Linked DNA regions of Mus musculus: regions 2, 3 and 4 are each linked to region 1. A link is a loop called in an ENCODE intact Hi-C map of the cell type or tissue named here. Cell type or tissue: left cerebral cortex. All regions are shown on one strand. Region 1 overlaps Kctd17 (potassium channel tetramerisation domain containing 17). Region 2 holds the start of Eif3d (eukaryotic translation initiation factor 3, subunit D). Region 3 overlaps Elfn2 (leucine rich repeat and fibronectin type III, extracellular 2). Region 4 has its middle 21 kb from the start of Mir7676-2.

Region 1 (8,000 bases):
TGTGCTCTCCTACCCTCAGATGCTCTCCTACCCTCAGATGCTCTCCTACCCTCAGATGCTCTCATACTCTCAGATGCTCTCCTACCCTCAGATGCTCTCCTACCCTCAGATGCTCTCATACCCTCAGATGCTCTCATACCCTCAGATGCGGTGGTGGTGGTGGGGTTATCTGGAGAGATGGAGTTCTCAAGGAGGCAGTGGAAATGTTAGTTTAACCTCTCTGGGTCTGTGAAGGGTAGAAACAGTTGTGCCCGACTCAGTAAACACTGGGGAGGTAGAAGGGAGTTTCTCACAGCTCGGAGCTGCCTAGCCTGGGGTACACAGCTTGCTGTTCCTCTCTGCCAGAGATTTCTGTCTGTCACTCTGGGCAGTAGTCCTTGCTGGCTGTCCCTTGAGGCAGGTACTAGTTGAGCATTCATAGAGAATGCCCTCACCCCCTGGCCCCAGACCCAGTTACAGCCGCAATGCCTAGGGAAGTACAGGGGATTCTAAGTACAGGGATTCTAATGACAGCCACCGATCCCTCCCTGCTCTGCAGGCTGTGATTCGAGGTCACTGTGCTAGCATGGGGGCTTCTAGCCTGACCCCTCCTGCTCCTGACAACAGCCCACTTGCATGGTCCACGCAGGCAGGGAGTCATTGGCTGTCAGCCTTTCTGTCAGACCTCTCACTTCCTTGGACTTCTGTCCTCATGACTCTTCACCTCCAGCAGGGCAGAGTCCCTCCCTCCATCACGTGGTTTTTAGGTTTCAAAGGTTAAGTTTTGAGAGGACGTAGACACTCTGTGATGGTCCCTGAGCCTAGAGAGCCCAGTAGGCCCCTGCCCTGCAGAGACTTCCTGCAGTCCAGACTCCTGGGAGCTCTTCCCAGGTCACTGTGGGAGGAGGGGGATGGCTGGCTTGATCTCTCAGATCAGTCCCATAACACACAAACAGTGACTCCCGCTTCCCTGTGTCCCAGGTCCTGTGAAGGACCCACAAGGGCTTTACCTACCAACAGCTCTGAGTGGTAGCTGAGCTGCACAAAAGCTTGTTTACTTCTACTGAGAGTTCCCGGGCTCTGAAGGTGGAGCTTGCCTTATTTCTGTGGCTTACCGACCCTGTGACCTTGGACAGGCTGTTTCCTGTCTCCTAGCCTCAGTTTCCCCAGTTGTTCAGTGGACATGATGAAGGGATTCACTTCTAGTTCTAACAGTGCCGTCAAGAACGTGAAGAACCCGGCTCAGGCCTGGGACTTAGCGTGTGCTCAATAAACCAGGGCACACAGTGGGTAGCCTCGGCCCTCCCTGTTGTATTCTAGGGCACAGTCCCTGTGAGCCTTCTCTCTTGATGCCCAGAACATCTCCAGGTTGTGAACTAGCCAGTATGACAGGTAGTCCTGGGTCACAAACTCATCACTACCAGGGAAAACGGGGTTGGCTGAGGAGTCACATCTCAGCCTCTTACTTGGGGACCAAGGGGGGGAAAATGTTCCTTTTTTTTTGTTTGGGTCTCCTATAGCTCAGGCTAGCCTCAAACTTCTTACGTAGGCAAGGATGTCCTTGAACTTTTGGTACTCCTGCTTCTACCCACCATGTGCTAGGATTACAAGGGTTTGTCACACTCATGGTTTGTCTGGCACTGGGGATCGAACCCAGGGCTTTGTGAGTGCTAGTCAGCTCCTCTACCCACTGAGCAAATCCCTAGGCCTGAAATGTCAACTCTTTCTTGACCCTTGAACTCATGGACCCTTACGTGCCCAAGTGACTAGAGCAGGAAGTAGGTCTGGGGACAAGGAGAACAAGCCTGGGGACAGTAAAGGTGACTGTATTGCTCTGTGCCCCAGGGGTCCTGGAGGAAGCAGAGTTCTACAACATTGGTCCTCTGATTCGAATCATCAAAGACAGGATGGAGGAGAAAGACTACACAGTGGCCCAGGTTTGGAGAGAGGAAGCAGGGCCAGTGGAGGGAGGGGGAGGGGATGAAGGGAGGGGGAGGGGGAGGGGAATGATGGGTGAGGGAGAGGCCGAGCTGCCTGACAAGGGAGGCCTCCCAGACTGCTTAGCACAGCCCCAGCCTGGCTCTACACTGCTGGGGTTTTACCTCTGCCTGGCTTCTGCTGTGTGTGACCAAGGGTTATCATGCCCTTGTCTTCCTCTATGGGAAGCAGAGATGCTCAGAGTTGCCTAGCTACCCATGCTCACAAGATGGTATCAGTAGCAGCCCAGCCCCCCACACACACCCGGCCACACAGCATGGGTAAATATCCACTTCATGGAATCAGGCCATCCCCGGGTAGGTACTCACTCAGGGCTAGCATTTCAGAGCTCAGGCCTCAGGCCTTTGAGGGATGGGGTGAGACATCACCTCCCAGCCACGGGGACTAAGGAGGTGAGGGCCTGACTCCACTGATAACCCAGAATGTCTCCTGTCTTCAATCTTGTGCCACCCATATTCCACACGTGGCTCTGCCACCCTTGAACTGGTGACCCTAGGCATGTCCCTGAACCTTTCTGAGACTCTCAGTATAAAATTTTGTAATCCGTAAGGGTCTCAGAAGGAGTGAGTCCCGTACGCGAAGCATCTGGCACATAGTAGGTGTTCAGGGCATGGTTCCCATACGCGAAGCATCTGGCACATAGTAGGTGTTCAGAGCATGGTTCCCTCCTTTCCCATCTAACGTTCCTGCCCTCCCTCTATGTTATGGGCTGGGGAAGGAGCAGCCGAGTGCCTGGTGACCTTGGACATGCCCTCCATGTGAGCGTCTTACCCACAGGTGCCACCTAAGCATGTATACCGAGTGCTGCAGTGCCAAGAGGAGGAGCTCACACAGATGGTATCCACTATGTCCGACGGCTGGCGCTTCGAGCAGGTGGGCTGGGCACAAGGGACACCCTAAGCCTGTCCTTTCTAGCCTCCAGCCCCTCCCCAAGCCCTGTGGTCCTCGAGTGGGACTAAGCAAGACTACAAAAGTACCTGCTGGTCACAGGTGGGCTGGGAAGGAACGAGGCAGGGAACCCTTGCTACTGGGCATCCTGGTCACTGGGGATCTGCACAGCAGCCAGTCTCTGGTCCTCAGGGACAGCTCAGGTGTAGGAGATCAGAACCAGAGTTGAGTAGATTTCCTGTCATGCCCCAGGCCTGACCTCCAGGGTCTCATGACACAACCTGCATAGGGCTAAACATCCCTCTTTCCTGGAAGCCCCAGGTGGTGGCTTCCCACGTGTGACTAGCCAGGCCCCCAGGCCATATGTAGGGCACCATGGGAGAGTACTGTTATCAGCCACGCTATGCATCTTAGGATACTAGGGGCGCAGAGGCCCAATATGAACTCAAGTTCTAAACAGCCTTGAGAGTGAGAGAAGAGTTGAGCTAGCCCACAATGTACCTAGCTTGCCAACTTCTACTGCATGGAAACTGGAAAAGGCTGGCCTTCCAGGATAGCCATTATAAGGAAGACCAACCAGCCAACTGGGACGGGAGGATACCCTCTCTTCCAGCGCTGCCCTCTTGTCAGTCCTCTGACTGCTCCTCCCCCAGCCTCTGCAGCCTGGGATGTGAGCTCACCGGTACCTCCTTTATAAGGCCTTTGTGACAGTGAGAAGAGCCATCAGGAAAGGTTCTAGTTTGGGACAGGACTCTACCCATCAGCACCAGTGTCACACCATTCAAAGAGGCCACATCCACAGTCCAGACATGGAGCCAGGAAGTCAGTGTCACCCTCAGTTGCATAGTCTCGAAACACCTAGAAATGATGTGTGTGAGTCTGTAAGACTCCAGGGAAGAAGTGGTGGGCTCTGGAACTTGGTCCCTAGCCTGCCTCTTGCCACTGGGGTCCTCTGATAGTCTACTGTCTCTCCTGCCCTCTGCTGGCAGAGAGGGTAATGTTTTTCTTTGCCCGCTGAGTTGGTCCCAAGAACTCGCATCTCTTCACAGTTTTGTCAGAAGGGCCATACAGACAGGACACCGTTGAACAAAGGAGGCCTTTGATCTGAGAAGCGAGATGGGGGGAGGGGGAGAGGCACTGAGCAGTTGCTCTAAGAGACTAGGCCAGCAGGTCAGGGGCCACCAGTCTGGGTCCTGTAGCCTGGGGAGTTGGCTGCTTCTTCTGGAAATAAAAGGAATATTCCATAGGCTCTGCTCTGCCAACCCTAGCCTGCAAGCCTAGTCCTGAAGCTGCTGCAGCAATGTCAGGGTGAGGGGGGCCCCACTTGTTTCAGGAAGTGGCACCCGGTTGTAGGGTATAGCTGGGGGGGGGTGATACTACTCTCTGTTTCGGGGTCAGGTTCAGCCATGCTTGGGGAGGTGTGGGTGGAGACCAAGGAGCCTGCCTTCCTAGGCTCTGTGCCTCTGGGAGACCAGGAGCTTCCTGCACAGGCTGGTGCCTGTGTCTCTCCTGCCCCCCACCCCACCCTTCATCCCCGTCCTATTGGTGTCTCACTCCAGCTGGTGAACATCGGCTCCTCCTACAACTATGGGAGTGAGGACCAGGCCGAGTTCCTGTGTGTGGTGTCTAAGGAGCTCCACAGCTCCCCACACGGCCTGAGCTCCGAGTCCACTCGCAAGGCCAAGGTGAGTCCCTGCCCTGTGCGAAGAAGGCACCCCCCTCCCCCATTCTGCTGCTTCCTCCTCCCTCCTGCCACACCCACATAACACTCATGGTCATGGTCACAGCCAACACCATCCATCCCACGCCACCACAGTCCAGTCAGCTCACACCCTTGGCCCAGGCTGGGGAGCAGACAGGCAGGACCATTGCAAGGCTCCAGACAGAGCGAGCTTGATGCTGCTTTTCAATCACGTGGCATCAAAAGGGGTCACGTGGGCAGCTGTTGAGGCACGAAGTAGAGCACACTGAAGCAGGGGCACACTGTGGCATGCCGCTGTATATGACCTCCGGCAGGTCTCTCTTCTCGCATCTTTTGCTGGATTCTCTGTGAAGGGAGTGGTGGGTCACACGCTCTGGTGATTCCAGGCTGGAACTCCTGGGTTCCCATAGGTTGCTGTATTTCCCAGGGACTGGTGACCGCCTGGTCACTCATCAGCCTAGGTCAAGATATCCTAGCCTTCTCCAGGCTTTTTGGGTAGCCTGCTTGAAAGGTGTCAGGAGCCCTCTGGGCTCCGGCCTAGGCAGCCAGTTCCCAAGAGCACAATTGACGGGCAGCCCGTGGGAGGAATTGAGTAGGGTCCTGCCCTCTTGGGCCTGCGGTAGGGCCATCAAAGAAGAAGGCATGCTTCAGGTTGGGAAGGTGGGAGCTATGCCCATGTGCTGGAGTCGTAGGAACTCCGGCTCCCTGTGTGTTCCTCTTCCCACTCCCCAAGCCAGTGGCTGGCTCCTCCCTGCAAGAATGCAGGGTGCCCTGCTGCACTGACCCCCTCCCTGTGTCACCAACCTGGCCCAGGCTGCCAGACACTGTTGCTGGCATCTAGATCTGGCTGGTGACTGCCCTGGGACAACCTTGGCTTCCTGCTCTGGACCCATCCTTCCAAAGTAAGGCCTTTCCAGGAGCCGGCGGGCTCCTCTTCCAGCCGTCCCCTTAGCCGGCTCTCTAACAGCAGCCTGGCTGGGCTCTAAGCCTTCCCTCTGGGCTAGGGAAGACCCACCAACTGCTTTGGCTGCAGCCCTCCCTCTCCCAGAGGTCCCTTTCATCCTGCCTGCCCCTCAGTCCTGAGGTCGGGGGTCCCTGCGGACAGCCGCCCGCAGCCCCGCCCCCTCGTCAGTGTCTCCACTCTCTCTTCCCTGGTCGGCGGCGGGTGCACAGAGCACGGACGAGCAGCTGGAGGAGCAGCGGCGGCAGGAGGTGGAGGAGGTGGAGGTGGCCCAGGTGCAGGTGGAGGCGGATGCCCAGGAGAAAGGTGCAGCCCGCCCCCAAGAGGACGATTGCTAATGACAGCCCGGGCCTCCCGCCCTCTCCCTGCTGGAGCAGCTGCCGCCGGGAACTGCGGGGGCGGGCCACCAGGGTTAGCTCAGCGCCTGGCGCCTCGCCCATAACCATCCCTCTCTCACTTTCTCTTGCAGCCCTGTCATCTCAGGATCCCGCTAACCTTTTCTCCCTCCCACCACCGCCTCCTCCTCCTCCGCTTCCTGCTGGAGGTCCTGCTTCATCTTCATCCACCTCCTCTTCCTCCTGGATCTCATCTGCACCCTGCCTCTTCCCTCTCTGCCCCTGCCCAGGTTTCCTCTCCGCCTGCTCCCGTCTCCACCCTGGGGCTGCCCTAGTCCCAGTCTCCCGCGCCCTCTCCCCAAGCCCCCTCGCCCTGCATCCCCAAGCATCCTGCCTGCCGCCTCCTTCGCCCCTTCCAGCCCCTCCTGCCTCCTGGCCTGGGGAGGAGGGGCGTGGCCGCATCTGCTCTTTGTCCTCCAACCCAGCAGAGCACCTCTGAGGCTGGCCTTGGCCACAGGCCCCACTCTTCCCACTTGCCTCCTCACGTTTCCTCCTTGCAGGTCCCTGTCCGCACCCTCCCAGACCCAAGCCTGAGCTTGCAGTGAGAGCTCCTCGGCCCCGCGCCCGCCCCCAGAGCTGCCGCCCCTGGTTTGTAGCCTGGCAGAGCTGGAGGGAGGGGCGGAAGCAAGGAGGGTGCTCGTCTTTTGTCTTTGGACTCGAGCCGACTTTTTTTTTGGCTGATTCTCTCCAAAGTCTCTCAACTTATCTGGTCCTTGGGGTGAGGCCCTGAGAGCTGACATGAGTCCAGAGGTGGAGACTCTCACACTCCAGCACTGAGGCCAGGCTGGGGAGGGGAGGACCAGCCCTGTGCCTCTGCCCCACCCCGCATGCCTAGAAGATCGTGCAGCACTGCATGTGGGTTCTGTGTCCCCCTAGTTCTGCGGAGTGGGTGGACAGGCCATATGTGGTGTCCCTTGGCTGAGGAGTTGGCAAGAGCCTACCAAGGATTGTAGTGTGGCAGAAAAAAACAAAGCCTGCTCTCTGACTGGCTGACTATAGCCTTCAGTCAGCCTTAGCTCCCTGTGTGACCTTGGGCAAGTCACCGCCTCTCTCTGGGCCACGGTTGGATTCTAAGATGGGGGCGGACAGCTGTTTCCAGTGACCCCTTTTTGCCTGGGACAGCAGAGATCTGCCTCTCCCATTCCTGCCCTGCCACCAGGCTGCCACCACCAGCCCAAGACCTCAGCTTCTCCCCCCCTCGGTTCTGACTCCACCTTCTTTGGGCCTCAGCCCCACCCCTCCTCCAGAGCCAGCCTGGGACTCACTTGCCTTTCTCTCTCCCTCCCTCCCCCACTCTCCCCAACTTTCCTGTCCCGGCATTACCCTGTCCTCACCACCCCCCCAACCCTGGATCTCTGACCCCCTTTCCTCTTCCTCTGTCCCCCCCCCCTCTTATTTTCTAGCTATTACAAGCCAGAGGCACCCGGATGTGAGCCCCCAGATCACCTCCAGGGACTTGGGGTTCCGATCTGAAATCCTTTATTTTTGTACCACGGGGTGGGCCCCTGGCCCGAGGAGGAAGACAAGCCCTCTACCTTGTCAGTGCTGCCTGCATCTGCCGGGCTGAGACTCACTCCTGCCTTGGGGCCCAGGCCTGGGGCCCTCTGGGACCTTGGAAGGCCTGACATGGGTCCTGGGGTCTCCAGGCAGAGACGCCAAGGCCAAACTGTGGCACTACCTACCCATATCTTCCAGGCCCTTTTGTCCCCTCACCTGGGCGCCCTTGCTGCATGGCGGATACACTCCCTCCCAGTCCCATCATAGCACCTCTTAGAGCCTCAGTCTCTATGGCACCATAGGGTCATCCTCTCCTCCCACCTACCTCACAGGGTTGTTGTGAGAATCAGGGAGGATCATGGGGTTCCTGGGAGCCCTGAGTGTGTTGGGGCTACAATCATTACCTTCTTAGGGGAAGGGCTCTAGCCCCGCCCCTGTATGGGACACTATGGCCTCAGATACTGGTGGGGGACAATGTGAGGACTTTGCCAGGCAGGAAGGAAGTTACAGGCTTAACAGCACCTTGGCCACCACTTCTCTGTGCCACCGTGTGTTTGGCAGCAGAGTACAGTGTCCAGGG
Region 2 (8,000 bases), 460 kb before region 1:
TCTCAGTGAGAGCTGAGTGTGGGCTGCCAGCCGTGGCCTACCTGTGCGAATCTCATCCGGTTCCGCTGGTAGGCGGTCTTCTGTGTCCGTGCCGTGTCCACCAGCTGGAAGCTTGTCTCATCCTCCTCATGGAAATATGCATACTGACTTCCCCCACCGAACTGAGAGGAATACTTGTCTGCAGGCAAAGGTGACAGTGTGTGCTAAGTGCTACCTACACAGTGAGTGTCGTGCTCATGGTGCATGCCAGGCTTCGACCCCACTCGCCTAAGTGTGCTCCTGACCTGAAGCACTGGCCAGAAGCTTGTGAGATGGGTAGACTCACCGCCCCTGCCCAGACCTGACAGATGGGAACCTGTATTTAAACATGCTCTCAGGTGATTCATGATTCACACTCACATTTAAGGTTTAAGAGCTTGGGTCTAAACAACTTACCAAGAGCCCAAGGATGCCACTACCCCGCTGTACCTCTGCGTGGTCATGTAAGAATCTGAGCTGTACCACCACCCCAGCCATCACCCAGAGCTGCGGACACAGCCTTCCACCCCGACAGCCTCTTTTGGACCTCATCCACTTTAACTTGGTACTCTAGGCAGCCACTTCCAAACATCTAACTGGCACCAGGGAAAGCGGCCTCCCTTACCAGAACCTTAAAACTAAGGCTCAGAGCCGAGAGTCCATGGATTGATGGCTCCAGAAGTCCCAAGCAACAGAATGCAAAGTAGCTTTCAGGAATCTCTGGCCATCCTGGGACTAAAAATCATGGTTTGTGTACACTCTATTCCAGAATATACTTCCAATAACTACCATTACCATTTCCTTTCCTTTCTAAAAACCTTTCATGTGGGGCTTACTGAAAAAAGTAATGAGCTTCCCAAGACCCAGATGTGGACGGGCCGCCGAGGACCACTTACTTGTGTACCTCTTGTCCTGGTATGTGGCCCCTGTCCAGTCTGCAACCTGTGAGGGACAAGGAAGACAACAGGTCAGGCGAGTAGACTTCTGCTGACATCGACAGCGACAAAAGGCATCAGTGTCGCCTCTGATGCTCTGCACGTGGCTACCCTGGCTCTGACTCATTCTGGAGGTCAGGGCCTTCCTTAGGTGGTAGCCCCAAAGGAAGGATATCCATCAAGAGACTAGAAAGGCAGTGGGGAACTGTGGAGTAGCTGCCCCAGCTGAAGGGACCCAATACCTTTCCCAGCCGATCTCCTTTGCTGAATGGCTGGTAGGGCATATCCCGAAATTGCTCAGGAACGGCACAGGGACCCCAGCCTGAGGGGTTGTCCTGGATCACAGGTGTCATGAACTTCGCCATCTTCTAAAACCTGTGAACACAAGCAGTGTGAGAAGTTTCAGAAGGAAGGCCGCCAAGTTCCAAACACTCCACCCTCCACTGAAGCTGCACTGCAGAGGTGCACCCTGGCTCTCGAGCACTGTGGACAGGGTTTTCCTGTAAACTGTTCAAAGAACACTCAAAACGCAGAACCCTGCCAACACCAGCGACATTTTCCTATGTCTCACTGATTCTAGGACAGGTTCTTTGGTGAACATCTTTGCAATGAAGCTGTGCCTTTCCTTGATGGGGTGTCCCGTCTTTCTCAGTAGAACATATGATAAAGGTGTCTTCAATTATTCAAGGAGGTAAGAGTAGTGAATTCCCCGAAACACCTTCACCAAAGCACCCAACAGCAAATGTCTCTAAACCCAGTCTCCATCAGAGGGCCTCGGTCAAAGTCTTGGTGATTGTCACCCTGCACAATTACCACTCAGTTACACAAAGGCACCGGCACACAGTGCTTTAAAGACCCTCGGGCTGCTGAGATGGTGCCACAAGTAAAGGTGGAACCAAAGTGGAAAGTGAGAACAGACCCCCACACGTGGCCTTCTCCAGCAGAATGCCACAGCACAAACTCCCACACACGTGCATACACAGACAGCAACAACAAAATCCTAAAAATAAAGGACTAAAACCAACCAAACAAGACCATCCCCTGAACCCTCAATCAGACCCCACCCTTCCAATTTTCCATCAGCACAAGTCCTGTACAGTGCATGCAGCCAAGCAAAAGGACCATTGGTGACCAAGGTGGTCACAAACTTCAGAGCAAAAGCGGCCGAGTGTCAAATGTCCATACGCAGGAGCACCAGGACACTGTTCTGACCGCTTACAGCACACGCGCTCACTAAACCCTTCGGACAATCCCGTGGGGCCAGTCCCATTTTCTGGGTAAGAAAATTTGAACACAGGCAGTGTAGCTTTGGCCCCGCAGTATATAGTATATACCACAGCTCATTTTAGGAAAGTAAAAGCTAATAGCTGTATAATCCAGGGGCTTGCTGGACACTTCCCATCAAAAACCAAAGCAAACAACAAAAGGAAAAAAAAAAAACCCATGCATTGACCACACACAAGAAACCTGAAATTGTCCACCATTAGAGCTCAGTAGCCTCTCCTCCTCCTCTGACACACGGAAGCTGGTGATACTTAGGTGACACGGACAAGAGTAAACCCAGGAGCTTCACCCTCCAAATATGAACGTATGCTAAGTTGTAGGAAGAACACGGGGTTGTGGGAGAGAGGGTGAGGTGGTGGTGGTGGGGTGTGGTGGCCTTCAAACAGCTGACATGAAGTAAGAGGCCCCAGGATGTTGGGGTGCTGTGCTGGACGCTTTACCACCGACTGCTACCACACACCCCATCTTTGAGACACAAAGCTAGCTCTGCTAACTTAAGGAGTCCATCTGCCCATCCCTTCAAAAAGTTTCCAAGGCTGTCTACTTAGGCCCGACCTCCTTCTGGTTATACTGTGGGTAGCTGGCAGCCTGACCACCTGGGGCTTTAAGCCATACCCAACAGGCTGCCCCCAAAGCAACTGTAAACTTGAGTTGTCACAAGTTCAAGATGGCTCAAGGCCTGATGTGCATCATCATCTATCTCCCTGGATGGACAGGGTTTGGTCCTTCGGCTACTGCACACGTGAATCAGAAAGAAAGCAGTAGGGGAAAAGTAAAACGGCGCGACAGCTGTATTGGCCACAATACAGTGTGGGTCACTGGGGACACTACAGGTGGGGGCCATTAACTCCTGGGCTCCGTTTCCGATCAGAGCTGGAACCTACTCTCAGCCCCCCATTTCGGAGCACAGAAACAATCTGTTCGAACCCCTAGAGGAGGCTACGTCGCCCCACAACCCACCCCACGGCGCTGAGCAGAGCGCCGAGCGAGGGATCCACACACAAGGTCCGGTGTCCTGCATTCTGAGTCGTGCCTGGGACCACCGGGGGCCAATTCCCGCCCCGCCCAGCGGAGGGGCACAGGCGACAGGACGTAAAGGAAGGCTCTTCCGGGAGCTCCCGAAGCCACGTCTAGCCCAGGCTGGCTCGCGAGGTCCGCAGGGTCCCACGAAACAAGCCGCTCACCTGCAAAAGCCTTCACGGGCCCGGATGGCGACAGATGGCCCGGGGAAAAAACTGCGATTGCCGGGATACTCCGAGGAGTCAAGGCAGGAGGGAAGATGCGCGCGCAGGGGCCGGTGCCGTAAACGGCGACCAGCGCTGTCGTAAATGGCCCTACCACTTCCTTCTTAGTCAGCGGAAAAATGTCAAGCCGTAAAGTGAGACACAACCGGAAGTGTGTCACAGCTCTCGGCTTTAAAAAAAAAAAAAAAAAAAATCCTCGTTCGCCCCTGAGGTGCCAGACACAAGTGAGGGGATTACGTCAGTGGCGTCTGGGGACGCCCGGAGAGGTTCAGAACTGAATCGTGGTCACGCTCGGGGCCAGAGAAGCCGGGGCGGGGAGTCGGAGCTGTCCCCGCGGTGTCCCATAATGCTTCGCGCCAGGCTCGCCTCCTCTGCCTCCCACAATGCCCCGCCGCGCTCGCTGGCCCCAGCGTGGTCGTCGGTCTGGCTGATCGTTATCTGGAGAGTGGCCCGGCGCGTTTCGTGTGCTTGTCACTTGTGGCCCCAACGCAGGGTGGCAAATGACCTGCCTAGTCCGGGTTGCTAGAGCTTCGGGGTGCCCGCTAGGACTCAAACCTTTGTCCCACAGGTCACAAGCGTCTTTCAACGGAGATTTCTGGTCGCTATTTTTTAAAGCAGATTTAGAGTGCCTCGCTCTAAATCGATATTCAGATCGGGGCTATCCAAGCTACGTCTTAATTGATCATCACAGTTCACAGGGTGCGGGTCAGTGTGACCTCTTGGCGTCTTCCACCCCCTGCAGCCGTCTGGAAAGAGACTCGGGATGGGCGTTTTTTAAAAAGCTGGTCCCTTCTGCCTGCTGTTTATGTTTCCTTGATAGTTTCTCAGCAGATCTCCTTGATTAGAAAATACATCTTTAAAAAAAGAAAAAAAAAAAACATCTTAGATACATGTGGTGTCCAGGGTCAGCCAAGTGTAGTTTTATGGCCTTCATATCTGACATCTCTCTCCCCTCCTCCCTTAATGAAACTGGAAATGCTAGATAATAAATTGTAAAATAAATGGTTGTCAAAGGACATTTCCACATTCGGGTCCTTACCGTGGATACCACTGGGATGAATTTGATCAGGTGATTTGGCCTCTACCTGTGTTGGAAATGGTAATGTTGGTGGGATTACCCATTTCACTAATTTACCAATGAGCTTGCCTTCCCGTTTCCCCAATTTGTGTTCTCAGGATTTGGTGGGTCCTGCTGGGTCCTCGTCATTAACTTAAATTTCCCACCACATTGGGACTAGCCTGTCTGTGTTGTAACTTCAGCCGTACCTGAGTGCTGTCTGCCCTCATAGTACCATCTCCCTCATTGTTCGAACCATTCATACTCCCAGTGGGTTGCTCCTCAGGATGCTCAAAGCTCTTCCCACACTTCCGAGGGAAGATGTGGCCTGACATCTCCCTGCCCTTCTGAACAACCTCTGCTCTGGCCACCACGACCCTGCTCTCATTCCTCTCCCAGCAGGTCCCACACTTGCTGTACTTTCTGCCCCAAAGGTTTACTGTCACTGTCTGGGTCCTATTGTGTGTGTGTGTGTGTGTGTGTGTTTGTTTGTATGTCTTTAAGAGTTAGTTGCAGCATGTTCTGGGATCCCTCTACTCTGAAACTGAAGGGGAGGGATCATAACGACAGAAGCTGGTGAAGTTGGAGATTGTGAGAAAAGTCACTTGCTTTGAAAACAGCCATCCTTCGGACTTAAACAGTTGTTAAGCAAGTTCTCACTGAATTGTCCAGCTGATCCTGAGCTCCCAACACCTGAAAACTTGAGACAGAAGGATTGCTGCAAATGGGAGGTCAGCCTGGGCAGACCTGAAGCTAGCCTGGGCTCCATAGCAAGAGCCCAGATCAGTAGAAAATCAAAATGCCTTAAAATATAAAGAGGCATGTATCTTTGCTGAACTGCTCCCATCATGCCTCTCTCCTTTCCCCTTTCTTTTTGCAGTGGCTCCCAGAGGCCATCTGCTACAGCTTGTCGTTGGAGTTTAGTCATCTTTCCCCTGTTGTGGCCCAGCTGTTCTGCTCTCTCAGATGGAGAGCGATTTGGAGGGTCCTGCCTCATTCTCTGCTCACCGCGCAGCTTGTTCTCTCATGAGGGTCCCTGCCACCTCTCCCCCCCAACTACAATTCTGCAGTTCTGTGTCACTCTTGTGGGGTGGCATTTTTCTAGAGTGTGCCCAAGAAGTGTTTTGTGGACCTAAGGCGGTTAGAACCTGCTTTTAGAGACAGGAAATAACAAAAAAGACTCACCTACATCCCTCCTGGGTTTGATTCCCAGCACCCAGGCATGTTGGTATATACTGGTAATCTCAGCACCCAGGAAGTAGAGATAGGGAGATCAGAAGTTAAGGCCATTTTCAGACTGAGGTTCAAGGCCAGCCTGGGCTATATGAGATCCTGTCTCAAGCCAAAGTTTACATTCTTGTCAGAAAGTTGGAAACTGGGGCCTCTTTTAGCAAAAGGTTTTTCACAGTCTGTCTAGCTTGGAAAGGCACAAAATCTCCTTGAGAAATTGAGTAAAGAACTCATTATGGCTCATAATGGTTAAGGCTAGCATAGGGATTTATGTTTCAAAGCCTCGAGTTTTATGATTACATCATTCTATTTATTTATTTATTTATTTATTTATTTATTTATTTATTTATTTATTTTGAGGCAGGGTCTCAATTCGTATCTTTGGCCAGCCCAGATTTTGCTATGTAGACCAAAATGACCTCCTGTTTATGGAGATTCACCTGCCTGTGCCTCCTGGGTGCTGGGATCAAAGACATGTGCCACACACTAGCACAGCTTAACAGGCTTTAGTATAAACCTTACGCTTGGCCAAAAGGCATGAGAGGCAGACCCTCCCTGTACCTGCTCCGTCAGGGTTTCTTCTAGCAAATGAGAGAGGTGTGCTTCATCCCCTCGGGGTGTTCTGTGTGAAATGAGAGGAAGACTGGCGTGGAAGGGAAGGTGTCTCCTAAGAAGTGACATTTGGGGGTCAGAGAAATGGCTCAACTGCTCTCTCTGAGTACCCAGGTTTGGTTCGAAGTACCCAGATAGTGGCTCACAACCAGTTGTAGGGGATCCAGTGCTCTTTTCTGGCATTTGTGGATAGCAGACATGGAAGTGGTGCATGGACAGACATGCGGGCAAAGCATCTATACATATTAAAAATATTTTAAAAAGTGACGTTTGACCAGGAGCGGAAAGCAGGCAAACAAGGCAGGTGTCTACTCTCGATCCTATCGTCTCCCAGTGTCTTGTCCTTTTGACATTTGTATTACCCGAGTACTTACTTGATTCGTGTTTCTGGCAGTACATGGAACCTTAGGCACAGAGTGTGCACTTAATAAGGATTTGTTGACTAAGTAAAGAAATGAAAGGACTGGAGACAGCAGGCAAGAAGATATTCTCTCTGCATGGCTAAGAGTCCCCCCCCCCCCTTGCATTAGGATCTCATGTTTAACGCTGGGCAGAGCTGATTCTTGTTTCAGAGAACTCCCATGCTGATGGAAGTAAACTGTAAGAGCCTGCTAGGCCCTCCTATGCATTCCTACAAGTCACATCTGGAAGTGAGAGGCCCCAGCCTGTGCTATACTGTTCTGTTCTGATAAAACATCTGTCTAGATAAGGGAAGTGCATGTTCTAATGGAACCCACAGTGCCGTAGAGAGGGATATAACATTTACCGAGTGCTGACTGTATTCCAGTCAAGGTGCTAAGTGCTTTCCACAAATGACTTTTAAAATGACCGTTCTGTGAGTTTTCTAATAGATGGAGAAGGAGGCTCTGAGCGTTTGGGTAGGTAGCTCACAGAGCAGGCATCAGATGCAGGATTAGACAGTGGTTTTTATGGACTCTAAATCTCCCAGGTGGTGTGGTGGAGGAGACCTTCCCTGGGTGGTGTGGTTCTTATCTCTGTGCCCTCTGCCTTTCACTTTCTCCCTCCCACACATAGACTCTTCACTGTGAACAATTCCAGTGACTTCTATGGGCTGGGCTCAGGGGCTGCAATTCAATGGGAAGGGAACTCTGGGGTTTCCGTAGGAGTGTCCTATGGGTGGCATGCATGTGTCACCTGTGGAAGAAGACATTCTGGCATGTCTAGGGGCTGATTCAACTCCTGTAGTCCAGGCTGGCCTTGAACTTGTAATCCTCTTGCCTCAGGCCTCCAGAGTGCTGAGATGATGTGTGTGAGCGATCATGCCTGGCTCTTGCTTTGAAATTTGTATTTAAAATGCTAACTGGTGCATAGCAGTTGTCTAACCGTGGCCTTTATTATGACATCTCTACACATGCACACGAGCACACATCGATCAGATCACATTCATTCCCGATGCTCTTTCTTATTGCCCTCCTTCCTCCCTCTTGCCCCCACACTCCGGCATCACATACAGAGTTCAAGAAACCAGAGCTCAGTTTTGGAATAGAAGAATGCTGACAGGCTTCTGAGGCTGCACAGTGGTTAGTGGGTAATGCAGTTTCCAGCTCTGAGGTTGCCAGTACCTACAGGAGTCCCCTGACCACTCAAAGCCTAGGCTGC
Region 3 (8,000 bases), 280 kb after region 1:
AAAGGACTCCCCCCCCAAACACCTAGGCCCACTCATGGAAGAGCACTTCCCCCCCAAACACCCAGGCCCACCCATGGAAGAGCACTTCCCCCCCAAACACCCAGGCCCACCCATGGAAGAGTACTCCCCCCCCAGACACCCAGGCCCACCCATGGAAGAGTACTCCCCCCCCCAGACACCCAGGCCCACCCATGGAAGAGCACTTCCCCCTCTTTGCTACTCCTCCACCACACTTTCTCCCCCACAGAAGCCCCTTCTGAGACCTGCACACCTCAGTGTGCCTCAGCCCTCCACGTGGAGACCACCACACCTTAGAGACAGCATCTTTCTCTGCTTAGCAACCACCAACACAGCCCAGTGAGCCAGCCTCCTCCCTGTCTCCTCCTCTCTCCATGGAGACCACAATGCCACAGCAACTGCCGTCACTCAGCGCCCGCCCCACTTGCCTGGACAACAGCTCCCTCCACGTGGCCACCACCAACACAGCCTTGCTGACATTGACAGCCCTCTCCTCTCCAGGGCAGCCACCAAGCACAGTTAGGCTGGACTGGTGCCGCCTGCCTGCCTGCCTGCCTGCGGCCTCCTAGAGTGTCACACTGTTCTCCCTGCCACCTCTAGAATTCAATGAGAGGATCAGACCCCACACTCATGCATAACCAGCATCTCGCCTCTCACCTTGACCCTTCCTCAGCCTGCACTCTAGTGAAAAGCTCCCACTGGAGAGAAAAGAGGCTTTCCCAGAGGTTGACCAGACTCCCAGCAGATACAGGTATCCTCTGCACAGGCCAGCAGTAGTCGGCCTCTAAGCTACCAGGGGTTGGAAGTGGGGGGTTTCTGCTCACCCTCTGTGAAGACTGTCCCAGCCCCCAATAGCCTGCCACTTTGACAACAGCCTCTGAGGCCTTGGGGAGAGGGAGCCAGGAAGAGGCCAAGTTAGGGTGCCCATGGCTGGGGGCAGGGTCTGGGGAAGGGACCCACGGCAGGCTGAAGCTGGGTTAGATCACGGGTTTGCAAGGCCAGGTCATGTGAGCTGTGCTCACACACAGCCACACACTCACAGTCATAAGGACCCTGTCCTTACCAGATGTCTGCCGGCAAAGGGGGCCCCTGAAGCCAGTGAGGCTCTGTCCCTGACCCCGGTCTCAAAGAAGGGCTTAGGCAGCCCCGGAAGCAGCGGTGGCAATAAGGTCTTGGGTCCTGGCCCAGCACAGCAGTCCTCCTCAGTCCTCCGCTCTGCCAGGAGGCAAGGGGGAGAGAGGGAGGGAGGAGAGGAAGAGAGGGAGGGGGCAGCAGGAGGAGGGAGGAGGGAAAATGCTGAAGTCTTGAAGGGTACACTCACTTCTTTCTTAGGTTTCCCATGGCAACAGCATATACCACAAATGATATCAGTGTGAGAGAGAAGAGGCTGAGGGAAGGGAGGGGTGGAGGGAAAGGGAGAGAGATGGAGGCAGATCTAGAGACAGAGCTGGAGGGCCGTGGCAGCTGGGAGATGGCAGGGGCCTTGTGGGGAGGTCTGGGGGGAGAGACCGAGATAAAGAGATATGGAGAGAGAGACAGAAAGATGAGGGGAGAGATGGAGAGAGACTGAAGAGGATGAAGACAGGAGAAAGAGAGATGGAGGGAGATGGAAAGAGATGGACTGAGATGAAGAGAAGTCAGAGAGATGAAAGGAGAGATAGATGGAGAGAGAGAGATAGCCGGAGAGATGGAGGCAGAGAAGTGTGGGAGGAGATGGAGAGAGACCAAGATAGAGAGGTGGGGAGAGAGATGAAGAGGCACAGAGATACTGTGAGAGATAGAGAGGAAGACGGGAAAGAAGGAGTAGGGATAAGTGGGGTGAAGGATGGAGCAATATGGCAAACTGGTGAGAGACAGAAGAGAGCCTGCCAGTGGGGGAGGAGCCCGGGAGGGTTAGGGCCTCAGGACAGATAGGCAGACTGGGAACTCTCCAAGGTATAGCATAGAGTTTAGGGGCAGAGCGGGAGGCCAGGGGCCATCAGACATCTTTGAAGTCAGAGGGCAGAAGTGATTAATGGATGATCAACGTTGATCAATAGATGGGTAGATCTTCTGGGAACAGAGGGACTCCAGCTCAGCCACAGGGTCCCTGACTCTCCCAAGTCCCCTCACTCACAGGCACTGCCACACAGTTACACACCCACAGTAATGCTCAGGACCCACACATATAGCGTTCACCTCACCTGAGTGCCCACCTGTGCCACCCTCCTGCCGGTCCTCCAAATCACCAGCAACGCCCAGTCCCTCTCATCAACTGGAGCCACACCCTGTCCACAGCCAGGAAGGATGAGCCCTGACCCTGTGAGCCCCCTCTCATTCAGAATTCCACATGACAGACACACACCCCTTGCCCAGTCCTGCCCTGCCCTGTCAGTCTCCCACCATGGGCTTACTTACACCTGTCTGCTCTCTACCTGCACAGGCACAATGGGGACAGGGATAGCGGGGTCCAAGCTCTGCCTCCGAATGTATACACACGTGTTGTGCACACTCACAGGGCCCCCGTTGCCTGTCTGCTCCCACATCCTCCATCAGCCCAGATGGCACTCCCAGACCTCCCACGCAGGCAGGGGCTCACACCTCACCCCCTCACCAGTGCCATTCACAAACATATGTAGACCTACCCAGAACTGGCAGCCTTCGCACTCAGAACATAAACACTGAAGCCCTGCCTGCCTGGGTTCCCTCATCCCCACACAGAGGCAGAAAGGGTGAACAAGGGTGGAAACTGAGAGAATGACTCTCAACCCTAGCGGAGGCCCACTGAGACCCTTGGCCAGCGAGGGCTGCAACCCTCCCATGCGGCACACTCTAGACACACACCCACACGGTGCACCCAGACAGAACCAACACGCCCACAGAGCCTGGACAGGGGGAGAGCCCCTACATAGGCATACGTCCCAACACACAGCCCCACAGCTGTGTCAACACGCCTGGGGACTCTGCAGAGACACACATCAGCACACCCACAGACACACACTAGCCCCCTACTGCGGGCTGCTCACACATTCAGACTTGCCAAAGGCACCCAGACAAACACGCCCCCGTGCACAGGACACCCTACAGAGTTTCACACGCCAACACATACATGTCCCCAAGCCTGCCCACACAGGGAACCCCTCCCAGGCATGGGGACCAATGCACACCTGCCACACTACCCCAGGACACTGGATCATGCCTGCACCCTCTGCAGTATACCCCAGGGGGTGCACGCTAGATCTCCGTCTGAGCAGGGCACGCTCCTGCCCCACCAACGCGCCGGCCTCGCTGCGTTCCTACCCCCATCCTTATCCTCACCCCCACCCCCACCCGGACCCGCCTCCGCCGGCGGCTCTTCATCCTGCGCACCGAGCCGAGCCCAGAGCCCGTGAAATTGGCTGCGAGAGCGTCAGCGGCTGCGGCTGCAAATTCTAAGCACAGGGAAGTAAGGCGGAAAGCGGCGGCCGAGCCGGGGGCGGGCGACGCCGGGCGGGGACCCGCAGCCGCACGATGAGACTGAGGCGGCGGGGCCCCGCGGGACCAGCTCGGGCCGACCGGATACACACCTCCTCTGGGACGCCTTCCTGGCTCTGAACCCCTTTGCGCAGTCTCAGGCCCAGCTTGGTCTAGGAGCTGATGCTCTGTCCAAGGTGCTGGGGCAGTCCCTCTCCAGCTCTGCCTCCAAGGCCTGGCTTTACTGGCTGTGCTACCTCAAATCCAGGACGGCAGACAGCATCCTCTTAATCATCTGCACAAGAGTGATGCCACCAAAGGGCGTCTAGGGACTATGTGAGGGGCTCACAGAATCCGTGCAGAACAGCAGCCGGGGCAAGCTAAAGATTGTCAGTCTGTATCCACCTGTATCACCCGAGGCAGGGCTCTGCCCTGAGTTCAGGCCCCTCGGGAGAACCAGGACGGCCTTGCTGCTTACCCATAGCCTGGAAAGAGTCCTAGAAACCCGAAGGAACATGTAACAGTCCCCCCCCCCCAGATCCCCGCAACACTGTCATCCCACTGCAAACATGAATGAGTTGATTGTTAAGGAAAGCATCAGAGTGGGGTCCCTAGACCCTCTCAGGGTCCTGTGAAACCAAAGTCATGTCAAGCAGGACCTAAGAGCCTGCATTTTAGCAAACACTAGAGATCAGCATACTCGGTGCATGCTTTCTCAACCCGGCCTGTATGGTCGACCCCCCAAACCACAAGTCTAGACTTGTCTTCTCAAAAATCCGCTCCGTGCTTCCCTACCTCCGTGGCCCTGGCCCACACATGCTTTCTCCACCTGGTCGGGCTCCCACTCCCACCCTCAGAGGCTGGCAGTCAAAATCCTCTAGCCAAAATTAAACAAGGAAAAAAAGAAAAGACTCTCTCATGCTTCTCTGGCACAGAGCAGGTGCCGGCTCAAGGGAGCTCTAGATTGCCCAGAACAGAAGGCAGCCCAGCCTCCACCAGCCAGCCTGGGGCTCCACAGCACCTGCCTCCAGCCTCCAGCACCAGCCCTTCCTAGTCAGAGCACTCACTAATGAAGACCAGCTGTCACGAAAGCCCTACTGTGTGCCAGAGGTTTAGGACTCCTCTCCAGAGGCACTTGTCTGAGCCCCGGGCCTGCTGTTCTCCCTGGGTGAACAGCATACATCTGTGAGCACCATGTGAACGGGAGCAGCATCAACCAGCGTCGGGTAGATGGAAGATGTGTTTGATGAGCAGTTGCTGAGGACCATGGGGTTTGGCAGGCAGTTGGGAGAGACAAACCAGAAACAGCTCAGCGAGCAAGCAGATCTGTGAAACACACCCCTCCGCCTGCCCAGGGCATGAGAAGGGCAGGGAAGAGAGGCAAGCAGGTCCTAGTCTCTCTCTGTCCAAGACCCCAGAAGGACGGTAGTGGGGGAAAGATGTTACTCAGGAAACTGAGTCAAGTCTGAGGCTTGGGGCTGTCTCAGAGCAGACAGATCACCAGCTCTTGGGAGTCGCTTCCCATAGTCCTCTAAAGAGAGGGGGTGACAGGAAGGATGGGCCTTGTCCTCTCTGTGCGCAAGACATAACCCAAACCCAGTGGGTAGACTGTAACTCCTGGACCCTCTTCACTTAACGAACCGGCTCCCACACAATTCAGAAGATGAGACGTTCAGGCTGAAAAGAGCAGAAAGTATGGGCTAACATGCGTGCGTACACACACAAACACACACACACACACACACACACAGCCAAATACCCACAAACACAATATCGGAGGCACCATGGAAGGTCAGAATCAGAGAACTTTCTTCAGGAAAAGAAAGTAGGACAGGGGAGCAAGACCAGGGGGCTCCCCCAGTGTCTCCTCCTGCAGGTCTATCCTTGCAACCATCACACAAGTCACCCCCACCTACTGTTCCCCATATGGCCAGGTCCCTCTCCTCATTTACAAATGAGTGGCACACACCTTGAGAGGACCCTAGTGACAGACAGGACACCCAAAGATAAAAGGACCCAGGCCCAGTTGGCAAGGAGTTTAGAAAAGAATGGAGCTTGTCTTAGAGTCTGCCTTTGAAGTTCCAGTCCTAATTGCCCATCTGTGCAGCCCTGGGCTGGTCTACAACCTCTCTGTGCCTTGTCTGTGGGATGAAGTATTCCTATTGCTCTCACTATGCAAGGATTCTGTGGGACTAAGCAAGAGCCAAAGACAAGTTATAGATTGTACCCCAAACCAGGCCTTAAGGCAGGGGCTGAAGGGACCTCTCCCTAATGTTCTCAGTGTTGCAACTGTATTGGCCACTGCTCTCCAAAGCCAACCCCTTCCTGTGGCTTGCCCAGGTGTCCCTGCAGTCCTCAAGACCTCCCGAGGGCCTCCCCAGCAGCTGTGTGCAGGGCTGAGCTGAAGGCAAGGGCACTCTACTATCCTGAGCCCACAGACAGTATCCCCAGCCGCAGTGTCAGAACCTCTGCCCTGGGTAGTCACTGAGCCAGGAGGAGGTTAATTTGATCAGGGATCGCCTGGGACAGCTGGAGGCAGATGTGTGAGTTAGCCTTCTATAGACTGTTCTCACACAAGCAGTCTGACAGGAGGTACGGAGTCTCAAACTCCTCCTACCTACAGAGCCTATGTCACACACAACTGGGAGCAACAGAGGTGGCCCTAACACTCCTGACAGCCATGGGATGAGAAGAGGGCCATCCTGAAGAGAGAGCATGAGGATTCAGAGCCCCTGAAGAGAATCTGTGACAGATGAGTGTGCCCATCTCCATACAAATCTGTGAGAGCGGCAGCCAGTAACCTTTGAAGCCACCTGCCAACCTGATTCAACCCACCCTGTGTGTCACATACGGTCCCTTTCCCTGGTGACCTGATGTTTTCCTTGCAGCCACACTGTGGAGGGGGGAAAAATGCATTGACCTCAGTTTCCCTGAGGGATGTGACAGCAGCCAGCCCACCCACCTAAAGGACTACTTCGAGGACCCCAGAAAAGAAGGGAAGCAACATCTTTGCAGAGTTCGACTCAAACCAAAACAGCAGGGGGTGCTGGAGGGGAGGGGTGTTCTAAGGAACAGAAAGAGAGATCTGGCACAGACTGAGCTCCACCCCAGGTGCCAGACACCAAAAGGCCCGCTGTGGTTCCTGGGACCCCCATTCTTCACTTCTAGCCTCCTCCACAAGTGACAGATGAAGGTCCAGGCAGGAAAGTAGCAAAACTCAAAAACGCAAAACTCAGAAAACGGCAAATTGAGATTAGAATCTGAGGCGCCATGCTCCCTCGAAGTGTGCCCAGGCGTCCACATAAATGTATGCAAACAAGGTATGTGCCCAAGGTCTTCGAGCTGCCAGCACAGACGGGAGAGACTCAGAGGCCAGGGGATATCATGAGTGAGAGGATGAGGTGCATCCTTGGGGAGCAACCTCCTTAAAAAATGAACGACCACACCTCCTCAGACCACCAGGAAACGCGGACCCCTTGCAAGAGACCTCTTGCTCTTGCTCCATCCCCTGCTCCTCTTCTTCCTCCTCCCAAGGGGCATAAACACACTCAACCCCACACATGCACAGTGATATCACATGCCCCGGCCCATAAGGGTGGCCCTCACATTGCTGTCCCTGTGACGTCACCAATAGCCTGAAGCTGATGTCACACCCCAAGGTTCTCACTGACATCACACACACACACACACACACACACACACACACACACACACACACACACACACACACTTCTTTCTCCCGGTGTCTTACTCTTCTTTTCCTGCCTGAAGGCTGGTGGCCCAGAGGTCCCCCTGTCCACCATGCATGACAAGAGGGTCCACAGATAGCTAAGACAGCAGCAATGTGCGTTCATCCACATACCAGACAACATTGACACGCATGTGCAAGCCCACTGTTGATCTAGACATAACATGTCCCACAGGTGTCCACAGGGTACAGAAACAGTTAGAGCCAAGCACACACACACACACACACACACACACACACACACACACAGAGGCAAACATGCCTAGCCCTCGTGATGCAGCTCCGGGTGTTGAGATGCCCCTCCTCCGTCAGCGAAGCCAACAGCCAGGGCTGCAGCTTCTACTACATTCCTCCAGGTACTGCCGAGCAGCTGCCCCTTCCCCCAGCTTCTCCTCCCACAGCCTGGCCTGCTGACAGTGACATCCGCAGCCGGACACAGGAGCACGCGCGCACACACATGCACGCGCACTCAGCACACACAGGCGCACACACACACCCCAGTTCAACACCTGTATCTCTCAACAAGGAGCCAGCTGCAGGGTAAGAAGAGTCCAGAGCCCTGGGAAGTACCCTTAAGTACCACATGTATCCAGATCTGGCTGAGATTCTGAGCAGTGTCCCCGGCTCATTCTCCTTGGTCATGCCTGACACACCGAGGCCTGGCAGCCTCTATCCTCCTCCACACAATCTCCCCAAGTACGCAGATTCAGAGAGAGAGAGAGAGAGAGAGAGAGGGAGAGAGAGAGAGAGAGAGAGAGAGAGAGAGAGAGACGCACACAGGCACATACAGACACACAGACAC
Region 4 (8,000 bases), 66 kb before region 1:
CCTGTGTCATGGAGATCCTGTAGTTTTGGATCTGCAGAACTGGCCCCTTCATGCACTCCTGCATTTCACCAGTGGGGTAGATGTAGGGATTGTCCAGGTCAAAGCTTTGGATCTGGGCCTGAGAGGTATCTGAGCTGGTCATCTCTCCACTTCTTCCACACCTGCACAATAGTGGTGTGGGGTGAGCTCTCCAGCCCCCCCACACCACCAAGGTCTGTTAGACATCATGGGAACAGAGTCCTAGGAGGTGCTAGAGGAAGAGGAATTAAAGAAACAGCAAGTGAGGAGGAGGAGGAGGCCAACAAGGAGGCAAGACCAGGATACAGAGAGATGTGGTGGCCTACACTGTGCCATGACAGTCAGCAGAAACAGACCATGAAACCCTGCCAGGAGCCGTCTGGGAGAAGCTGAAAAAGAGCAGGTGATCTTCCTGAGATGGTTCTGCCATGGACTGTAAATCTCTGATGGTTTCGCTGCTCTAGGCAAGGTGTGTGTGTGTGTATGCGTGCGTGCGTGCGTGTGTGCGTGTGTGTGTGTGTGTGTGTGTGTGTGTGTGTGTGTGTGTGTGTGTGTGTGTGTGAGACTAGGTATTAGCCCACCCTTCTGAGCAGATCTCTGCAGAACAACGAAGATGTCTGTCTTTTAGTGATGCCATATAGACAAATTGATGGCTTTTTAATTCTTAATGATAATCCTATAAGAATTCCTAAAATTGTATTAGTAATTATTAAGATCTTTTATAATAGGGCTGCTATCATGTCCTTTATGATGTCAAAACTACACTGAGAACCCTGCCAGTCTTTAGTGTCATGAGTTTATTGTCCCTGAGATAGCAAGCAGGCATCTACAACTCAGAGCACGTTCCAAGAGGTTATAAAACAATTAACCAAAAGTCATGAAAAGGGAACTAATGATTTACTATAGGTGCAAGGAGAGATGATAAGATATTGACTGGGTTTTATCTGTACAAACTTCAACTTAGTTATGGTCTTTAACGCTCCATAAACCTGTTGAGCTTGTGACAAATAATGAATGTTCAGCCAGATAATTACTCTAAATGGATATGCATGTCAACATCCCCTGTTGTAAACTTCTTATTCAATCGATGATTTGACTTTATGTGTAAACTTGTGGTAGCTTTTTACCATGTGGTCATGTTTTCTGAAAGACCTGTAAGTGCTGAGGGAAAAGAAAGGGAAGATTCTTTTTTTTTTTTTTTTTTAAAGAGAGAATCTTTTCTTAGAGAACTTCCTTGGAGAACTTGTCACATATAGTCCTTAGAAATAAAGATTAAAATCACTTTCTCAAAGTGTCCCTTTTTCTTCTTGAGACTTCGAGTAGTAGGCTGGGAATTAGAGCCTCACAGTTCCTGTGGAGATAGAACAGGGCTACTCCACTTAATCTCCTTCTGTTTCACTGTGGTATGATGCCAGAGACTGGCAGGTTTCTGGTCTCAGAGGAACACAGACAGCCAGGTCAGCTACCATAGCAAACTGACTTAGATTTAAGACAGGTAAACATTTTTTATTATTATTATTAAATAGCAACCCTCAATATCTCACAAGACCAAGTCTTGCCCCCACCAATGCTCTTCCCCCTTGGCTACCTTCAAGAGAGAACAAGAAAGATGAATAGACAGGGCTGACCCCCAGTAAAAACCCATTGATTCTAGGTGCCCCGCAAAGCTAGAGATGGTGCGGTGAGCTAGGGGACAGGAGGAAACAGATCTGCCATTTGGAGAGACAGGGAAAGAGAACACTTGAGAGCACACAGACACGCATGCGCGAGAAGCACCCACACACATAAAGATAAACACATTTCTAAATTTAAAAGGTAAAAGCTAAGCAAGAATCTTTCTGATGTTTTCAGTTTAATGCTCAGTTTGATTCCCTGACATCTTGGAAGCTTTCTTAGCGGGGGAAACTGCTGGGCTCCCCAGAACACCACGTGACTTGGACACACACCCTTGAGAGGTGAATGTCCTTAGCCAGGGCTCATTAAAGCAGCGGCTCTCAACCTTCTTGATGCTGTGACCCTTCAATACTGTCCCTCATGTTGCGACCCTCAACCATAAAATTATTTTTGTTGCTGTTTCATAACTGTAATCTTGCTACTGTTATAAATTGTAATGTAAATATCTGCGGTTTATGGCAGCCTTAGGTGATCCCTATGAAAGGGTCATTTGACCCCAAAAGGGTCACAACCTACAGGTCGAGGGCTACTGCTCTAGAAAGACAAGCAAATAGAAAAGAAGGAGAGGAAATGGTGTCTGGGGGATTACTTTACGTGATTATGGACCCTGCAAAGCCTCAGCGGGCTCTCTTCAAGCTGGAGACACTGGGATTTCCTATCTTGGCTCAATACACATTTAAACACGTCCTGTAATGTTCAATCTAGACTCACAGGCTGGGACTAGGAGGTCTATTCCTATAAATCCTGCAGTTGGGACTGAAGGGGTTTTTGTAAAGGTGTGGTATCTCAGGGCAGCAGAAAGAGTGTCCCTGCTCCAGGAGAGGGAAAGATGTCTGTCCTCTGCCTTTTGTTCTTCTATCTGGGGTTCCAGCCTATTGGATGGTGGCTGCCCACAAGGGTGGATCATCCCAGACTCAATCCACTGACACGACAGTCTCCTCTGGAAACCCCCTCCCAGATACACCAGAAATGAAGCTTCCTAGATGGTCCCCAGTCCAGCCACATTGACACCATGGCAAGTATGGCTTTTAATATCTCCCAAGAGTGATGAGAACAACTCATCTGTGCCCACACATCAGCTGCAGGTGCCTTCTGAGAGAGATGGCTACTCCTTCCCTCTGCCTGTTAAGTCTGAGTCAAAAGCAGCCCACAGGGGAACGAGACAGGCCTCTAAGGAAGAGACTGTGAGAAACCTCTGCCATCTGGAAGAGATCTCAGAAGGGAACCTCGGTCATCCCTAGTGGACATTCAAACCTGGATAGAGAGGAGGTCTGTGTGGAGATCTCAACAGAACAGTGCCTGAGGAGTGGGGAGAGTTTCAAGGACTTGGGCCTTTCTCCTGGTTTCTAACTTGAATCCTGAATTGGGGCCTGGGGGAGGGGGTGCCCACCAAATCCCAAAGATGTGGTGGAAAGAAAGATAGAAAAAGCCAAAGGCATTTTTAAAACCACATATGGTCCGGAGAGATGGCTTGTGGGTAAAGCACTTCCTGCTGCTGAAGAGGACCTACATTTAGTTCCCTGTACACAGCTACCTGAGACACCAGCTTGAAGGGGTCTGACCTTCTTTTAGCCTCCAGAGGCACCAGCGTTCACATGCACAAATGCCACCTCCCATGCACACACATGCACATACATACATCTGTGTGTATGTGTTCTGTTTTCTAAAATAAAATGTGTTGCGTTTGTAATCAGATTTGTTTGTTTGTTTGTTTGTTTGAAGACAAGGGTCTCACTACAAAACCCTGGATGTCCTAGAACTCTCTATGCAGACCAGGGCTGGCCTTGAAATCACAGAAATCAGTCTGTCTGCCTCTCAAGAGCTAGAGCTAAAGGTGTGGCACCACTATCCATGACTTGTAATTAGATTTTTTAAAGAAAGCTATTAAAGATTCCTTGGTAGAAGAATGGATCAGGTAATTCCCTCTAGGGCAGTTACTTTGGTAAACCTCAAGCTTTCGGGGGCAGGGAGTGGGGGACAGTGGATCCTGGGGCCACCTCAAACCCCTATCTGAGGGGCCAGTTTTCTCCCCTCTGCAGCCCACTGAGGTTTGATCGGAATGGTGCTGCCACCTAGAGGTCAGCACCCTGCATTACTTCAACTCTGCGGCGTCAGACCCTCCCGCTGCAGATCTCTGAAGCCTTTGAAGTCTGGTGGTCAAGACAAGGAAAGAGCAAGCAGAATGAGCTGTGCGGGTGCATCTATGCAGAGCTCAGGGCCAAACGGAAACTCGGACCTCTTGTGCAAACATTGCAAGGAATTGCAAAACCCTAACTGTAGATAGAACATTAAACCTAGTGTGGACAGGTCCAGAGGTGGTGAGTTATCTCAACCGATTGCTCACAGTCAGTTAAAGATAGAACTCCATGTTCTACCCTCCCCCTTTTAACTAGTGCACTTGGTTAGTCTAAAAAGAAGAGGAGGAGGAGGGGGGATGAGGAGGAAGAGGAGGAAAAAGTAGTGTGAGGCTGTCCCTTCTTGCACACTTGTATTTGGGTGGACGCTAACAATGAATGCCTCTGTTGTGTTAATATCCAGATGTGAACAGACACACATGTTGGTGTACATGCCACAGTATTGCACACCTGTTTGTAAGAGCCACTATACCTCTGTTTAGCTACCGCAGCGACAGTGTGTATATATGTCCCTGTGTGCCACATAGTGCTCGTGATGAGAGCAAGCCTCAGTGTTCTGGAATGTAGGTCCTATGTCTCTGACTGGGACAGCTGGGGGACAGCAAGACACAGAAGTGCCATTATCTGCACTCAGACAAGTGGAACTTTGGCATGGCCTCTGGCAGCATGAGAGTGTATTCCCAGCAAGCCCAAATTCCAACTAAACAGCCAGTCCAAGGCAGATCCATGCTACTGGGGGCTGAGCATCTTACTCCAGCCAACACCGGGCACATGCTCCTGACCTCTTTTCCAGAGCCTTAGCTGACAAGGCTTGAATTGGACATTCCTTCCTTTGTCCCTCCCAGCTGGGCATGGACCAACTGCTATTCAGAGGGTCCAAGAACCTGAAAGCCATTCCTTTGAAATAGAACCAACAGAAACAGAACCACAGCTTCATAGCAGCCAGCAAATACAGATGACCTGACCACATTTGTCCCCAGAGTCCCCACTCTCCCCTTCTATACCCCCATTCATCCATTCAAAGGTCCAGCCAATCAAAAGGAGAAGTGAGTCACTTCCTCCCCTTTGTCAGTAATATTAAATCAAAAGGCCAGGAGGCCATTGTTTTTTGCCTCAATGGATCAAGCTGGTAGGTACAATGAACTCATCATACCAAAGTCCCAGGGCACCAGGTATGATGGCTAATCTTGACAACTTGACTGCATCTAAGATCGCCATGGAAATGAACCTATGAGCGTGTCAATGAGAGATGATCTAGATTGGGGTGATCAATGTATGAAGACTAATTAGCAGTGGTACCATCCTATAGGCTGGGGCCGTGGCCTGAATAAACAGGAGAGAGTACACTAAGCACTCACACTCAGCTCTGCTTCCTTCCCTGGGACTCTCAACAATTGGATTATGGCCACCCACAGAGGTGGACCTTCCCCAACCGCTTCCTGCCTGTGGATGCACTGTGGACAGCTGCCTCCTGCTCTGCATGCAGGTTTCCCTGGTCATGCTGGACTGTGCTCCCTGGAACTGTAAGCCCATGGAAACACTTCCTCTTGAGTTGTGGTCCAGGATTTTGTCACAGCACCAGACAAGTCACTACAAATCGTTCCTCTGACCTTAAGGAACAGCTACACTTCCAAGGCAGGATAGTGGGGCTCTCTCTGACTTAACCCTGAGCACAGCAAGGTCTCCTGAAGTCATCTGGGGGGCGGCCCAGGACTTTTTATGCTTTCCTATCTCCCCTGCAAGTGAAATAAGTCACTTTCTTTCTTTCTTTCTTTCTTTCTTTCTTTCTTTCTTTCTTTCTTTCTTTCTTCCTTCCTTCCTTCCTTTCTTTCTTTCTTTCTTTCTTTTTGTTTTTTTGTTTTTTGTTGTTGTTGTCTTTCAAGACAAGGTTTCTCTGTGTAGCCCTGGCTGTCCTGGAACTCACTTTGTAGACCAGGCTGGCCTCAAACTTAGAAATCTGCCTGCCTCTGTCTCCCAAGTGCTGGGATTAAAAGTGTGTGCCACCACCGCCCGGCTGTAAGTCACTTTCTTTAGCCCTTTTCTGATTATGGAGCAACCCTCTGTTGGCTCCCTGGAAGTTCTCTATTTTATAAAATGAAATGCTGCCTGGTTCTAGACTAAAAATAAATAAATCAAGTCAACCAGCACATTGAAATCCCGTCATGTTGCCCTCTGACAGTAATCACTGGATAAAACCCATTCTTCCCCACAAAGTCACGTGCAATTGTTTTTCTTTGGTTCATCTCCTTTCACTTTCCACATTCCAGAAAACTTCACAGAGCCCCCGAGCCACAGGCACCCACACTGTCCCCATGAGGACAGCTAAGCAGAGTTGCCAGGATCAGAGAGGTGGTTCCTGAGACCAGCTCCCATCCAGCCCTCCTAGTGGATGGCTCACAGATGTTCAGGCTCTGACCACTTCCCAGAGCCCCTCTGGAAACTGTGCCAGCCGCAGCTGGTAATTTGCTGAAGGATACATTCTATCATCTTCCTTCCCTCTGCCTCTCCACTCCCCATGGCAGCACCTGAAAACGGCTCCTAAGTAAACCCTTTATAGAAGCCCAAGTCCCAGAGTCAGCTTGGAAGTGACCCACCTTGGAGACAGTCCTCTGATGCTGGTCTCAAAGGCTCTGTCCTTTGAGCTCTGTTAGAGGCTAATCTGGGGGGGGGGTGCTGTTTGTTCCCTTGTTTGTTTGATTTAAAGGTTTGGACAGAACAGGTTGTGAATGATGGCTGGGTAGACAGAGGCTCAGGGGGATTTCAAATCCTTTAACAATGTCCATTACTATACGTGTGGTGTGTGGGTAGGGGCAGAGGTATCTGCAGTCACCCACAGAACAAGGAGACCTCTTCACAATTGGAGACTTTAGAGGGGAGGGGCTTCTGAGCTTAGAGGGGCGGAGTCTCTGAGTGTACCAGACTGGTGACAGTATTAAAAGGTATAAGCAGCCATAATTTCAGTCGTTATCCCTGATGTGCCACCCTGCTTCGGAGCTGCTAGCTGCGCACAGTAGGCTTTGCTAACTTACCCCACTCCCCGGGGCAGTCTTGCTGATTTACTACCTCCATGCTCAGCCATCTGGCAAAGGACCAGTCAGCCAAGAGTGGACAATGTGTCCCCTGAAGGCAAAGCTATGTCCAGAGCCACCCTGGGGTGCAATCTCTAACCCCATAGATGCCTGTCACCTCTCCTCAGCATCTCCTGAAAGCCTCTCTTAATGAGTTCAAGAGCAATAGCCTGTGGGGAATACGGAGTCTGCTGTGTACTTCTCCACGACCTGCTCCGATCAGTCACTGCTCAGCCACTGCACTGGGGGCTCCTGTGAGCGAGGTCTTTGACTCTCCTGTGTACAGGAACCTGAGGTCAGCTGAGCCCAGTCCTGACTGGGCCTCACTGCCTACCTACTCCACAATAGTTAGTGAAAACTTTAAGGTCTCCTAGAGGTCACCCTAGAAAGTTCAAAGGCCTAGATTTGACTCCACATCTCTGTCTCCCTCTTTCCTACCTCTCTGTGTCTGGACTGCAGCAATCCATTTCTCTCTGTATGTGTGCCTCAATTTCCCCATTCGTTTATAGAGTATTTCTTAAGACTTCTATTCTTTACCTCTTTGTCCCTTCATGACTTCTCCACCATAGTCCGTGATGTCTTATACTCCAGCACCTAGCGACTGTTACTCTGATTGTCCTTGTGGCCTGGCCTGGCTCTGACCCAAATCTCACCAAATTCATCTACAATGCCTCTTCCTCCTCCCCCTCTTCCTCCTCCTCCTCTATCACCAGCTTGGAAAGATCTCTGGCACTTCCTTATCTGGAAGAATTTAAGAACTCTTTGTAAACAAGAAAATCTCCATGTGAACTTCCTCCTCTGTACTCTGGCTGGACAAACCTTCTAGAAGCCCTATCCATACCTACCTGAATTCCTGAGAAAACCGCAGTTTGCACTTCAGTGGAGTGAGGCAGCATGGTGGCCAAGGCAGGGGTTTCAGTTAGACCGTCTGGCCTGAATCCCAGCTCCAGTGTGTATTATGTGTCAAGGGATAAAATTACACCCATTCGATTTTAAAATCTTAAAGAGCTTTATATTTATTTTCTTTCTCTTTTCTGTTTATTTTATTTTGCTTTTTTGTTTTGTTTCGGTTTTTTTTATGAGGGCCTTATGAGCCCAGATTGCC

Evidence for each region. Peaks named below come from ENCODE experiments on the same cell type or tissue, not always from the same donor. Only the 100,000 strongest peaks of a DNase experiment are listed, where the experiment ranks them.
Region 2: it touches region 1 in a loop (4-fold over the local background); 6 of 42 quality-filtered maps call a loop at or near these places.
Region 3: it touches region 1 in a loop (3-fold over the local background); 2 of 42 quality-filtered maps call a loop at or near these places.
Region 4: a loop joins it to region 1, with 2.5 times the contacts of the local background. A loop is called at or near these places in 22 of 42 quality-filtered maps.

The regions. Positions count from the first base shown.
Region 1 is chr15:78,431,161-78,439,160 of GRCm38, forward strand. Kctd17 (potassium channel tetramerisation domain containing 17) reads left to right here. Exons shown (of 8, transcript NM_001289671.1): 3 at 1,825-1,916; 4 at 2,755-2,850; 5 at 4,425-4,550; 6 at 5,998-6,072; 7 at 6,424-6,511; 8 at 7,327-8,000. The coding sequence ends at 6,468. Among named protein-coding and RNA genes, the nearest start is that of Kctd17, 6.6 kb to the left of the region's middle. In left cerebral cortex, CTCF peaks have their summits at 3,845 (motif pointing left) and 5,859; DNase peaks (open chromatin) are centred at 3,883, 4,458, 4,722, 5,253 and 3 more places; H3K27ac peaks cover 4,177 bases.
Region 2 is chr15:77,967,262-77,975,261 of GRCm38, forward strand. It overlaps Eif3d (eukaryotic translation initiation factor 3, subunit D), which reads right to left and starts at 3,563. Exons shown (of 15, transcript NM_018749.2): 1 at 3,422-3,563; 2 at 1,196-1,328; 3 at 915-960; 4 at 42-178. The coding sequence starts at 1,318. In left cerebral cortex, no CTCF peak of the experiment used is centred here; DNase peaks (open chromatin) are centred at 3,567 and 3,808; H3K4me3 peaks cover 2,152 bases; H3K27ac peaks cover 1,452 bases.
Region 3 is chr15:78,709,545-78,717,544 of GRCm38, forward strand. All of the region lies in intron 1 of Elfn2 (leucine rich repeat and fibronectin type III, extracellular 2), which reads right to left. Among named protein-coding and RNA genes, the nearest start is that of Elfn2, 5.2 kb to the right of the region's middle. In left cerebral cortex, CTCF peaks have their summits at 3,210 and 6,491 (motif pointing right); DNase peaks (open chromatin) are centred at 431, 1,340, 1,710, 2,610 and 8 more places; H3K4me3 peaks cover 7,144 bases; H3K27ac peaks cover 6,580 bases.
Region 4 is chr15:78,365,254-78,373,253 of GRCm38, forward strand. No RefSeq gene overlaps it. Among named protein-coding and RNA genes, the nearest start is that of Mir7676-2, 21 kb to the left of the region's middle. In left cerebral cortex, a CTCF peak has its summit at 3,773 (motif pointing left); DNase peaks (open chromatin) are centred at 1,841, 2,285, 2,783, 3,810 and 1 more place; H3K27ac peaks cover 2,377 bases.